Linked DNA regions of Mus musculus: region 2 is linked to region 1. The links are chromatin loops, found by intact Hi-C in ENCODE. Cell type or tissue: gastrocnemius. All regions are shown on one strand. Links, peaks and the distances in the headings refer to the core of each region. The heading gives the core; the rest is flanking DNA. Region 1 holds the start of Col24a1 (collagen, type XXIV, alpha 1). Region 2 overlaps Col24a1 (collagen, type XXIV, alpha 1).

The links. A loop is a pair of places that touch in the nucleus more often than their neighbours do. Peaks named below come from ENCODE experiments on the same cell type or tissue, not always from the same donor. Only the 100,000 strongest peaks of a DNase experiment are listed, where the experiment ranks them.
Region 2: a loop joins it to region 1, with 2.5 times the contacts of the local background. A loop is called at or near these places in 2 of 42 quality-filtered maps.

The regions. Positions count from the first base shown.
Region 1 is chr3:145,289,542-145,294,916 of GRCm38, forward strand. It overlaps Col24a1 (collagen, type XXIV, alpha 1), which reads left to right and starts at 2,931. Exons shown (of 60, transcript NM_027770.3): 1 at 2,931-3,622. The coding sequence starts at 3,567. In gastrocnemius, for the core only: no CTCF peak of the experiment used is centred there; DNase peaks (open chromatin) are centred at 2,981, 3,286, 3,665, 3,912 and 1 more place; H3K4me3 peaks cover 1,885 bases; H3K27ac peaks cover 2,016 bases.
Region 2 is chr3:145,440,148-145,445,522 of GRCm38, forward strand. It overlaps Col24a1 (collagen, type XXIV, alpha 1), which reads left to right. Exons shown (of 60, transcript NM_027770.3): 29 at 1,201-1,254; 30 at 1,467-1,511; 31 at 1,618-1,662. Among named protein-coding and RNA genes, the nearest start is that of Gm35133, 51 kb to the left of the region's middle. In gastrocnemius, for the core only: a CTCF peak has its summit at 2,341; a DNase peak (open chromatin) is centred at 2,332.

The DNA.
Region 1 (5,375 bases), core at 232-5,231:
GTCTCTCTGTCTCTCTGTCTCTCTGTCTCTCTGTCTCTCTCTCTCTCCCTCTGTGTCTCTCTCTCCCCCGTCTCTCTCTCTCATAACAGACAGCTAATGAAAAATGAAAGATTATGGGGCTGGAGAGATGGCTCCGTGGTTAAGAGCACTTCCTGCTCTTCCAGAGGACCTAAGTTTGCTTTCTAGCACTCGTGTCAGATGACCCACAACTACCTGCAACTCCAGAGGACCTGACACCCTCGTCTGTCCTCCTTCAGTATCTGTGTGAGCACATAGGCACACACACACACACACACACACACACACACACACACACACGGGAGAGAGACTTTTTAAAATCCTATTAAAATCCAAAGATCATAGTCTATATTCCATTACATTTGAAGCAAAAATCTTTGTTTCCCTATAGGTTTGGTCCGCTCAATTACCACTCAGTTACCTTTGGAAAATTCCGAAGATGGCTAAGCAAGCACCTGCTGGTTGTTCTTCCTTGTAATTGTGAGCCCTCTAAGGCCCCTTCCCCACATCCCAGTTCTTTCTGTTGGTGAGAAGTAATAGTTCTGTTTTGATAGGATGGCATTGCAGAAATTAGTGTTGGGCTAGTGAATGAGTGGTGGCCTGGGGAGTAGGAGGACCTCCGTCTGTCTCTGGATGTGGATGAGGTATCCTGCCATTTCTTAGCTTTAGATGTAAATGCTGCCCCTCCAGGAACTCTGTTCCAGTAGAGGGCTCTAGTTGGCTTTAACATATTATGAGTGAAAAATCATTGGGAAGTTTTTTGTTTTTGTTTGAGATAAACTTTCAACATGACATCTCAAATATAGCATCCCCCACCGGCAGTGTAATTATGCAAGCTTGACTAACTCCTCTTTTGTCCGTCTGTCCTGAAGCCTAGCTCTTAAGGATCTACCTTTCCTTAGTCACATAAGCACACTTTAAAATACTATCTTCTTGGTGTGTGCATGTGCATACCATACGCATATGTGCATTTGTGTGCATATATGTGTCATATGTGTACGGAGGCAGAAGCTAAACATCTGCTATCTTCTACTGTAAGTTTTCACCTTATCCTGTGAGGCAGTCTCTCACTGACCTTAGAACTCCCTACTCGCTGGTCTGCGTGAACAGTGAGCTCTGATCTTTTGCCTCTACCCTGCCTCCTCCTCCACTCTGTCTAGAATTACTGATAGCCTAATGTTTTTGCATAAACATTTATTGATAAATAATTACATGAATGTAATTGTTTTCTTCCTTAAAGGGGTCTCATCTCTAAAAAAAAAATAGTGTTTATATTTAAGACTAATTGTTTCAAATTAGGTTCAAACTGTTACAAATCCATCACCTCTGTTATACACAGAATCTTGCATCTTCATAGCAACCACGGCAGAGTATTGTGTGTGATTTTCCTAACTCCTTGTCTTAAAACTTTTGTGAAAAAGAGGAAGGAGGGAGAAATGAGTAAGAAAGGAAAAAAGGGGATATTGGAAACTTGCACTGCATCCAAAGCCGGTCTGAACTGGTTTGAGTCTTATCAGTGTAATGATCTTAGGGGATTTAACTTCTTCCTGACTTAATTTCCTCCTTTGTATAATGGAGATAAAAGTCAATGGCTATTATAAAGGATTTATTTAGAGGATAAATGAAGTGTACATCTACCTAGGACAGTGCTGATACTGTATGATGCTCTTACATTTCAGTTGTTACACTGTGCTTTGAGTTCTGTCTCCTGTGGTTCTGCACATAGGTTTATAAGTTCGACTTTGATCTACATTTTCATAGTCTGTTCCTTGGAAACAGAATCCACTGTCAATGCATTGATGGGTGTACACACCTACTCTGCAGAGAAGTTTCTACAGGGAACTTGAGGCATGACAGAGAAAGGATCTATAAGAATGCCAATATTTTGTTACTTTTCTATCAATGAAGCATCATTGCAAAATCAACAGTTAGCAATTAAAGAGGAAGGCAGATCAAAGTCCAGTCCTAGAGAAAAAATATGGTATGAGAGTAATATCAGATTTTTGCATTGTTGGACTTTAACCTTCACTGTTGCCCCAAGGCGGGCTCCTGCTCAGCAAATGGAAAGACCATTAGCTGAGGATGCAGAGAGTAGAAACTGTAGAGAAAGGGTATTGTCACACACGGTCCTCCCTCAGTAGACACGTCACGTGGTTGTAGGTGCTAAAAGCATAACAGACAGCCAAAGAATAGATAGATGTGGGTCTCACTAAATTTACAAACATCAGTCAGAAAAATTAGATGAGAATATTTAGTGTTTTTATTATGAGCAAATTCATAAGCTCGACTTTCCAGTATTAAAAGACTGAAAATAGGAACTCAGACTGAAAGCCTGTCACAGCAATCAGAGGTGTAAGTTGTAAGGCTGTGTGATAGCAGGTCCTTGCATGAGTGCACAGTACGAATCTAGACTTGTAACAGAGTCAGGCCCAGGGACTAAGTGGAAAGGTGAATTACAGGAAAGTCACTAGAGATAGTATATGGGAAGGGCAGTTAATGGAGAAAGAGACAGGCAACAACAACGGAAGCCGGTCTGCTTCATTACTAAGACCACTGGGACCCCCCCCCCCCCAAGCAGGGAAAGGAATAAAAAATTAGCTGAGCTCAGGAGGATCCCAGGTGTGAAGAAAGATAGTAAAGAAAAAGCCTGATGGATGGAGAGGCATGCAAGAGACACACATGAAATGAGAACCCACTGGTACAGGGAGAGAGAGGAAGGAGTGACCCCAAATCACCTACAGCTAGGAAGTGGGTACATCTCAAGGGGTGGCAAAAGGTCACTTGAGAGCTCAGGGTGCAGCTAGCCCAGCCTGACCCTGCTAGGTTGGTGGACCAGGGCAGCTGGGGGCAGCTCTGGGGTGGAAGAAGGTTGCGGGGCAGAGGGGGAGGTGTGCTCCGTGTTTAGTGACGTCATTGCAAGTCAGTGCGCGGTGAAATTTAACACCAGCCGGATTTACTAGGCTCCTCTTCTTCCAGGCGAAGCAGCCGGCAGTCAAGCGCCTGCAGTTGCCACCGGCCCCCTCGGCACCAACTTGATTTCCCAAGTGGGTGTGTGTGCTTGTTTGACAAATGTTTGGGCGCAGGCTGCTCCCAAGGACTTCCTCCCCTACTTTCATCTCCTTCTTCCCACCCCCACCTCCCACCCCGCCTTTCTCCTCCCAGGCCCAAAGCAGAGAGCTCTTCTGGAGTCACGGAGTCTCCTTTGAACCGCAAGTGAACTCCAGGGCTGCTCTGGAAACCTAGCTCTGGCTGTTGCCGCTGCTCCCAACTGCCTCAGGGTGAAGTCTCTCTCACCTCTGGTCCCCCCAGGGGAGAGCGACCCCGGCTGCAGTCAGGCAGGGAGCATCCTAGCTATCTTTCTCCCTGGGTGCTGCTTCCTACCCCCATACTGCTTCATCCCTTACCCCACCCTACACTCCGTTCTGCGGGTAGGAGCATGGTTCTCATGTGATTTTCCCCCTTTTCATGGACAGTACCTGCACCTTTAGCAGTTCGGAGCTGGCTTCTGTTTTCCGTTAGTGCTTTGCTGCAGGGACAAATGCATACAAATGCATTTAGGAGCCTACAGGACAAGGCATGGAAAGGTCTCCCCCACCACAGAAACGTAAGTAGCCCACCCGCCGCCCGAGGGGGGAGGAAGGGGCTTTAGACCAAACCCCCTCTCACCACCCACTGAATCCGCAGTGGAGCTGGAGATCTGTGCTCCTTGGTACCTTTTGGAGTAGGGAGCCTGCGAGCTGCCGTGGCATCCTCCTCCTCTTGACTTCTCAACTTGTAAAATACCGTGTTTGAAAGGAAGCAAGCTTCTGCCAGCGAGTCTCAGTTTATGCTAAAGCAATCCTGTGGCTGAGGAGGAAAAGCTTGCTGGCCTGTGTCCCAACATCCCCTCGGCCACTGCCCCAGGCGGTTGCAGAGCCGCTCTGACACCCGCCTGGGCTCTAACTCCAACTATCCTCTCACCCCCTCCCCTTTTCCTCTTTCAGTTTTGGCTGAAGTCCTACTTCCAGCTGTCTGGGGCACCCAGCCTGGATGACTGCTAGGACACCAGCAATCCTGTGGATTCCGCAAGCACAGGATTGGGGTTAAATTTAGGTGGTGAGAAAGGATGCCTATCTACAGAGCCCAGAAAGCCGGAGGATCTGAGGGGGTCACCTCTTTTAATTCTTTCTCTGTTTTTTTAGAAGACCAACAGACATAACTCTCGCATCTGGAGTTGTAGCTAGCCCTGACATACGTTCTGTCAGTGGAGAAGTAGTGCTCACAGCCAGGATAGGGTTGGAAGGCATGAAAGGGTAGGACGTGCAGGCAGACCTCTTTCCCCTGTAGATACCATACCTGTCCTTATCCCTACGCTGGGGAAAAGTGTGGGCTTGACGGATCGTTGGCAGCCTGCCTGGGTGCCCCTATAGGGGCCAGTGGGTTATCCAAGTTTGCATCTGATCCCTGAGATACAGGGAGGAAGGCTGCTGAGTTGTAGGTGGGAGGAGGACAGGGGCCAAGTTGCCCAAGTCAGCTGAGCACTGGTGGAGGCGTGAGTGGAGAAAGCCCGCCTTGTGGCAATGGTTGGGTGCACATGTGCTGCCCAGCCCTGTGTAGGATCTCTCCTGTGCTTTCTGCCCTGATCTCTGCAAGCTTTGTGTGAATGTCCCCTGCTGAAGAGCCATGTGCACCTTCAGGCACAAACCTGGAGACACAATGAAGCCAATATACTTCGGACACCCGTGGTGTCCTCACAGGGTGGGAGTCTAGTAGTCTCCAGATCCTAGAAGCTCTCCCGGTGGTCTTCCCAGAGAGTCTCGTACAGATCAGGCTTTTGATTCGGATTTTCTTGATAACCATTCCAAAGTATGGATCTTCCAAGAGAGCCAAGCAGGGTGGGACGTGAATGTGTACTATCTTACAGGACTAAGTGCATCTTTCAGGTTAATATCCTGCTACGATCCTGTAGGGCCTGATCCTCTGCGGACTGGAGCTTTGTGGAAGACCCCCAAGTTCTGTTCAGAGGGCAAGGTCCTCTCTTCTTGGCAACTCCCACTGCAAAGTTGCTCTCTGAGCCACTGCACCCAGCTCAAATAGCCAAGTAATACTTCCTATGGTGTGTTTACATGGATCTGTCAATGGCCCCTGTCTTGTATGGTTTGCAAGGCCCTTCTAGAGGGTCCCAGGATATGTTCTTGGGCAGTTTGGAGTTTGTATTGGGTTCAGATGATTGATGTAGGGGATGCTGGTAGGACCCAGAGAATAAACAGGATTGTACACACGTTGGTGGAACTTCTGGAGAAAATGACACCTGGTGGATTGGGGCAGTAAAGGTTTATGGAAAGGTGCTGAAGTGGGCAGCAGGTCCTAGATGAAGT
Region 2 (5,375 bases), core at 174-5,173, 150 kb after region 1:
TCTCTTGGTCCTTTGTACAACCACTTCTCCCTTGAACTAATTACTCTTTCTATGAAATCATAAAAATAAATTAAGTATTAAATAACTTAGTGTTCCATGATGAAGAAACTCATAATTACATGTCGGGACAGCAATAGCTACCTCCTTTCTACAGAGGGTGTCCACGTAGAATTTAAGTCTGTTACAGAGCCCTTCAAGATACATATGCTTTAGAAAGCGAGACTTATCGCTGTATGAGAGCAGCTGGCTCTTCTCTACAGGTAATTCCTGAGTAGATACTGAGAAGATTTGCCCACAAGTGCCATTCTGTCCCTGTTCTGAGCCCCTGCCATCTTCCAGTAGCTGCTGTCCAGTGGACACATAGCAAGTGCAGTGTCCTGAACATTCATTTTCTAAAAATGCAGAGAGAACAATTCCAAAATAATGAAACTTAAGACTGCCTAGGCAAACAACCCAGGATCTTTTAAGTTAACTTAGAGCCATTTTAAGAATAAATCCCTCAGGACTGCTGGAAAGAAAGAAAGAAAGAAAGAAAGAAAGAAAGAAAGAAAGAAAGAAAGAAAGAAAGAAAGGAAGGAAGGAAGGAAGGAAGAAAGAAAGAAAGAAAGGAAGAAAGGGAGAAAGGGAGAAAGAAAGAGGAAGAGAGAGAGAAAGAGAGAGAGAGAGAAAGAGAGAGAGAAAGAAAGAGAGAGAGAGAAAGAAAGAGAGAAAGAGAGAAAGAGAGAAAGGAAAGGAAAGGAAAGGAGAGGAAAGGAAAGGAAAGGAAAGGAAAAGAAAAAGGGAAGGAAAGGGGGAGGGGAGGGGAAGGGAAAGGGAAAAAGGGAAAAAAGGGAAAAAGGGAAAAAAGAAGGGAAAAAGAAGGGAAAAAGAAGGGGAAAAGGGGAAAGGGAAAAAGGGAAAAAGAAGGGAAAAAGAAAGGAAAAAGAAGGGAAAAGGGAGAAAGAGAAAGAGAAAGAGAAAGAGAAAGAGAAAGAGAAAGAGAAAGAGAAAGAGAAAGAGGAAGAGGAAGAGAAAGAGAAAGAGAAAGAAAAGAAAAAGAATCAACTTAGGTTAGAAACACCTCATCAACTCTTATAGCTAATTCTGCACTCATTGAACTTACTCTGTGGAATGAATCCTTTAAAACGTGGACTTGATTATTATTTGCTTTTAAGGGGAGCATTTCAAATTAACAATGGGATATTGTCCTTCTACCTATAGGGACCCAGAGGACCAGATGGCCTTGCAGGGGATCAAGGAGGACATGGTGCTAAGGTACTTGCTGATTCTCCATTTCACGCGCAGTTAAATGTGGCAGAGCCATTATGTCCTGTATATTGAAATACTACCGCATAGTGTTTAATACATATCAGCCATGTATCCTTTTTAATATTGAACTGTGTACTTGATGCCCTGTTTTCTGTGTAGTACCATTAAAACCATGGCTCAAGTTCTGACCAGTCCATGTGATATTGATATTTTCATAGGGTGAAAAAGGAAACCAAGGGAAAAGAGGGCTTCCTGGCCTCCCCGTGAGTAGCAAGCCACGTGGTCTCCTCAAGCACGAGCATTCTGACGTTCCCTTGTGCTATTTGAGAAGGCTGAATGACCTAAGCATTTTTTTTCTCTCATGTGTAGGGTAAGGCTGGAAGCCCTGGGGAGAGGGGAGTTCAAGGAAAACCGGTAAGTTTTTTTTTTCTATAATGTGTTCTTGTTATTAATAACAGAGCTGACATGACAATTGTAACTCAATGTCAGTCTCACCATGATTGACGTTTCTCTAAAACTCAAAACGAAATGCCGTGCCGTGGAACTGTAATGGGACATAACAAAATCATACAAGAAGCATCCAGGACCTCTCTCCTAGCTTCATCCTAACTCGCCTCGGGTGCTGTCTTCTCTTTTGCAGTGCAGAGTCTCACGCCTCTTGCATAATGAGTAGTATATCTCTCATTATACTACTGTAAGAGTTTTCAGTGTTTTATAGCGCTAGACATTTTCCAACCATCTCACATCTTACCAGAATTGTACAGATTTTTCCCTGGGCATCAATAATTTCTGTGGCCGTCATCATGAAAGAGTAGAGAAATATTGAACACTGCATAGACAAACCTTCGCTTCTGATAATTACACAGATTACACACAAGGACTTTTAAGAGCTTTCATTCTGAATCATAATGTGAGTGACACTTTGATTTGTCATGTCAATATATCTGATGGCTTAAATCTAAATAATTTGAAATTTTAAATGGATGACAACTGAGGAGTCATTAAAGGCCAGGACCTAGGGGCTTCAGCTGGTAGTGGTTGTACCTAGGACAATGTTTGCTTGTTCCTGTTTGAAGTCTGCTGCCCCCTGCCTGTTGTCTTTTATTATAGCAGTGTACTTGACAGCAGTCAGATCTAAAATACCAGAGATTTGGAAGAAAGTAAATGACTGTCCTGAAAAAAGAGAGGTGTGTTTACTCTTGTGCATTAACTGAAGGCATTCTCAGAGAGCACCTGTGTGTCTTCGTAATCACCATGTTTTAGTCATCACAGTCAGGGTTAGCAATGCTTCCTTAGAGTCTGACCACTTTGCTTTATTGCAGGCAAGCCTGAGCTCAACTGTATCCCTTTAATTTTAATATAAAAAGCCTCACAGAAATAGAATTACTTATATGTATATTGTTGACCTTCATTAGAATTTTACCTTCATTTTCTGCTTAGACGATTGGAACATCTCCTCAATCCCATGAAAGGAACTAGGGTCAATTTGCAACTGTCATACAGCCCACAAGTCCTGTGGACTCCTGGAAGGGTAAAGCTGCCTTAAAAGATGTCACAGCTTGGACAGAAAATAATGAGTTTATAATAACTGTTGAAGTTTATGAAATCTTTGCCTACATTGATTCCTCCTTAAGTGAAATGAAATCTTAGATCTTTCCGAACCATCCAATTCCATCTTAGAGGCTACTAAGTGCAGCTAGTTTGTGTTATATTTCACACAAACATGGCTTTGTGGTGTGTTATCAACAGCCACGGCCTTTTGGCATGTACCTGTCTTAAATTCGTATGGTTCTGAGATCTGAGACTGTCCAGCCCTCATTAGCACACGTTATTCCCAATTCAGACCAAAGCCACAATATGTACTTAGAATGCTTCTTGATGAGGATTAATAACTGCCACCTGCGCTGTTGGAGGCGGGGCTGCACACCTGCTGCAGTCAGGCTGAAGGGCATTGACTGACCTGCTTGAAAAACAAAGTCGAGACAGTGAAAAGCAAAAGTACAAAAAGCTTCTTTGGAGAAGTCCAGGTACTCCATTCAATTGCAAATTAGCAACGATCAGGCTAGACTTAGAGCTCCTGGTGTGGGGGAGGTGACTTTGAGAATCACAGAAAGGCTGTAACTTTCTGGGAGAGGAGGCTGTGCTCCAAATTAACTTTTCAACTAAAGAGGATTTTAGCTATAATCAAGGTCAGAGTCATACTTAATGGAAGATTCAGGATCTGTGTCCAGTTGACGAACTAATCTTTCAGGTAGCCATGAGCTCCGTCTTCTTTTTGTGAAAAAACACAGACCGAGCCTCTTCCCCAGATTAGGACTGGGTCTGGACCCTTCCATTCATTAGTTAATGGGTCCCGCCACTTTACCATGGCATAAGAACTAGAAGTAACTGGATGCCAGTGGTGATCCACTGCAGTCTGACCTTTAACATCAGTTTGCAAAAAATTTAGAACAAATAAAGCAAAAGCAAGATGTGCGTTTGGTGACCTTGGGGGATATAACAGCCCCTGTTTTGTTTTTAAAAGTCAATTTTTTAAAGTGTGATGAGCATGTTCAACTATTCTTTGTCCCATGGGGTTATAAGGAATTCCAGTTTTATGTTTGATGCCAAATTCTTTACAAAATGAAGTAAAATTTTTGCTAGAATAGGATGGTCCGTTATCTGTCTTAATAAGTTTAGGCAATCCCATGGCATTAAAGGCTTGTAGGCAATGATCAATTACATTTTTGGAGGCTTCTCCAGTATGCACAGAAGCAAAAAGAAATCTTGAACAAGTGTCAATACAAGCATGTATATATTTTAATTTTCCAAATTCTGCATGAGTTACACCCATTTGTCAAGTATGATTAGGCATAAGACCTCGTGGATTAACTCTTAAATGTGGCACTGGAGATAATGTAATACATTTAGGACATTGTTTTGTAATCATTCTTGTCTGCCCTTTAGTGATTTTATGTTGGAGCCTTAAGGTTATGGCTAGAGAGATGAAATTTTTCATGATCACATTTGGCCAAAGCAACAGGATCTGAAATTAAGGCTTCTATTAGAGCTCAGTCGATGCAATCATTGTCTTCAGCTAAAGGTCCAGGAAGACCAGAATGAGATCATATGTGGCCAATATAGAACAGGTGTTTTCAGGCAAGAATGATGTTTTGCCATTGTGAAAACAGGAATCTTGCTGGCGTATTAAAGTTAAACGTGCCACAGGTCCTAATAAGGGTACTGATTGTGCAACATATAAACTATCAGTAAAAATATTAAAAGCCTCATGTACAGACTGAAAGACATTCAGTACTGCTGTTAATTCTGCTAACTGAGCTGAGAGGCCAGGAGTCTTTATGATTACCTGTTGATTATAAGATATCCAGCTCACCCTTTAGAAAAGCCATCAGTAAACACCAGAACAGCATTGTGTAAGGGTTGTAAAGAGGTCATATTAGGAAATATCACTTCATGCACATTCAAAAATTTTATCAACCTATCTTGAGGGTAGTGGCTGTCTATAGTTCCTTTAAACCCTATTTGAGCAAGCAACCAATCTGTACTGTGCTGCTTCAGCCAAGTGTCTTGACCTACGCTGTAAGGCTGAACAATAATATCTGGCTCTTTGCCAAAATAAGTTAGTGCCTGCTTCCTTCCAAGGATAATCATCTGAGCTTCATAGTATGCTTCATAATATGGCAAGATATTACGTTTAGAAGAAACCCTCGAATGTATCCACATCAGGCTGAAGGGAGGTTACAGTGGTTATTTTACATATTACATCCACGTGCATTCTGAAACTTCATTGTAAACAGAGCTTTTGTCTAAACATTAATAAAATTGCATTTGCTTTAATATAAATTAGTTGTGTGCTTTAGACCTTGGTGTGAGGAGACTGGCTCTCTCTCCATCTTCTTGTTTGCCATTTCTAGTGGTCTTCATTCCTCCTTGAAGGTTTGAATAGCTAACCGTTGTCATTTCCCTGGAGCCTATGAAATGCCTTCTCAGTTCCTTTTAGAGGAGTCTGCTAATAGTGAATTATCCTTTGAATTGTGAAATATTTTTTTTCACCTTTAATCTTAAAGGCAGTTTTCCGTGTATATAAAACTCTGGGTGTCATTCAGCACCATAGAGAGGCCACTGGG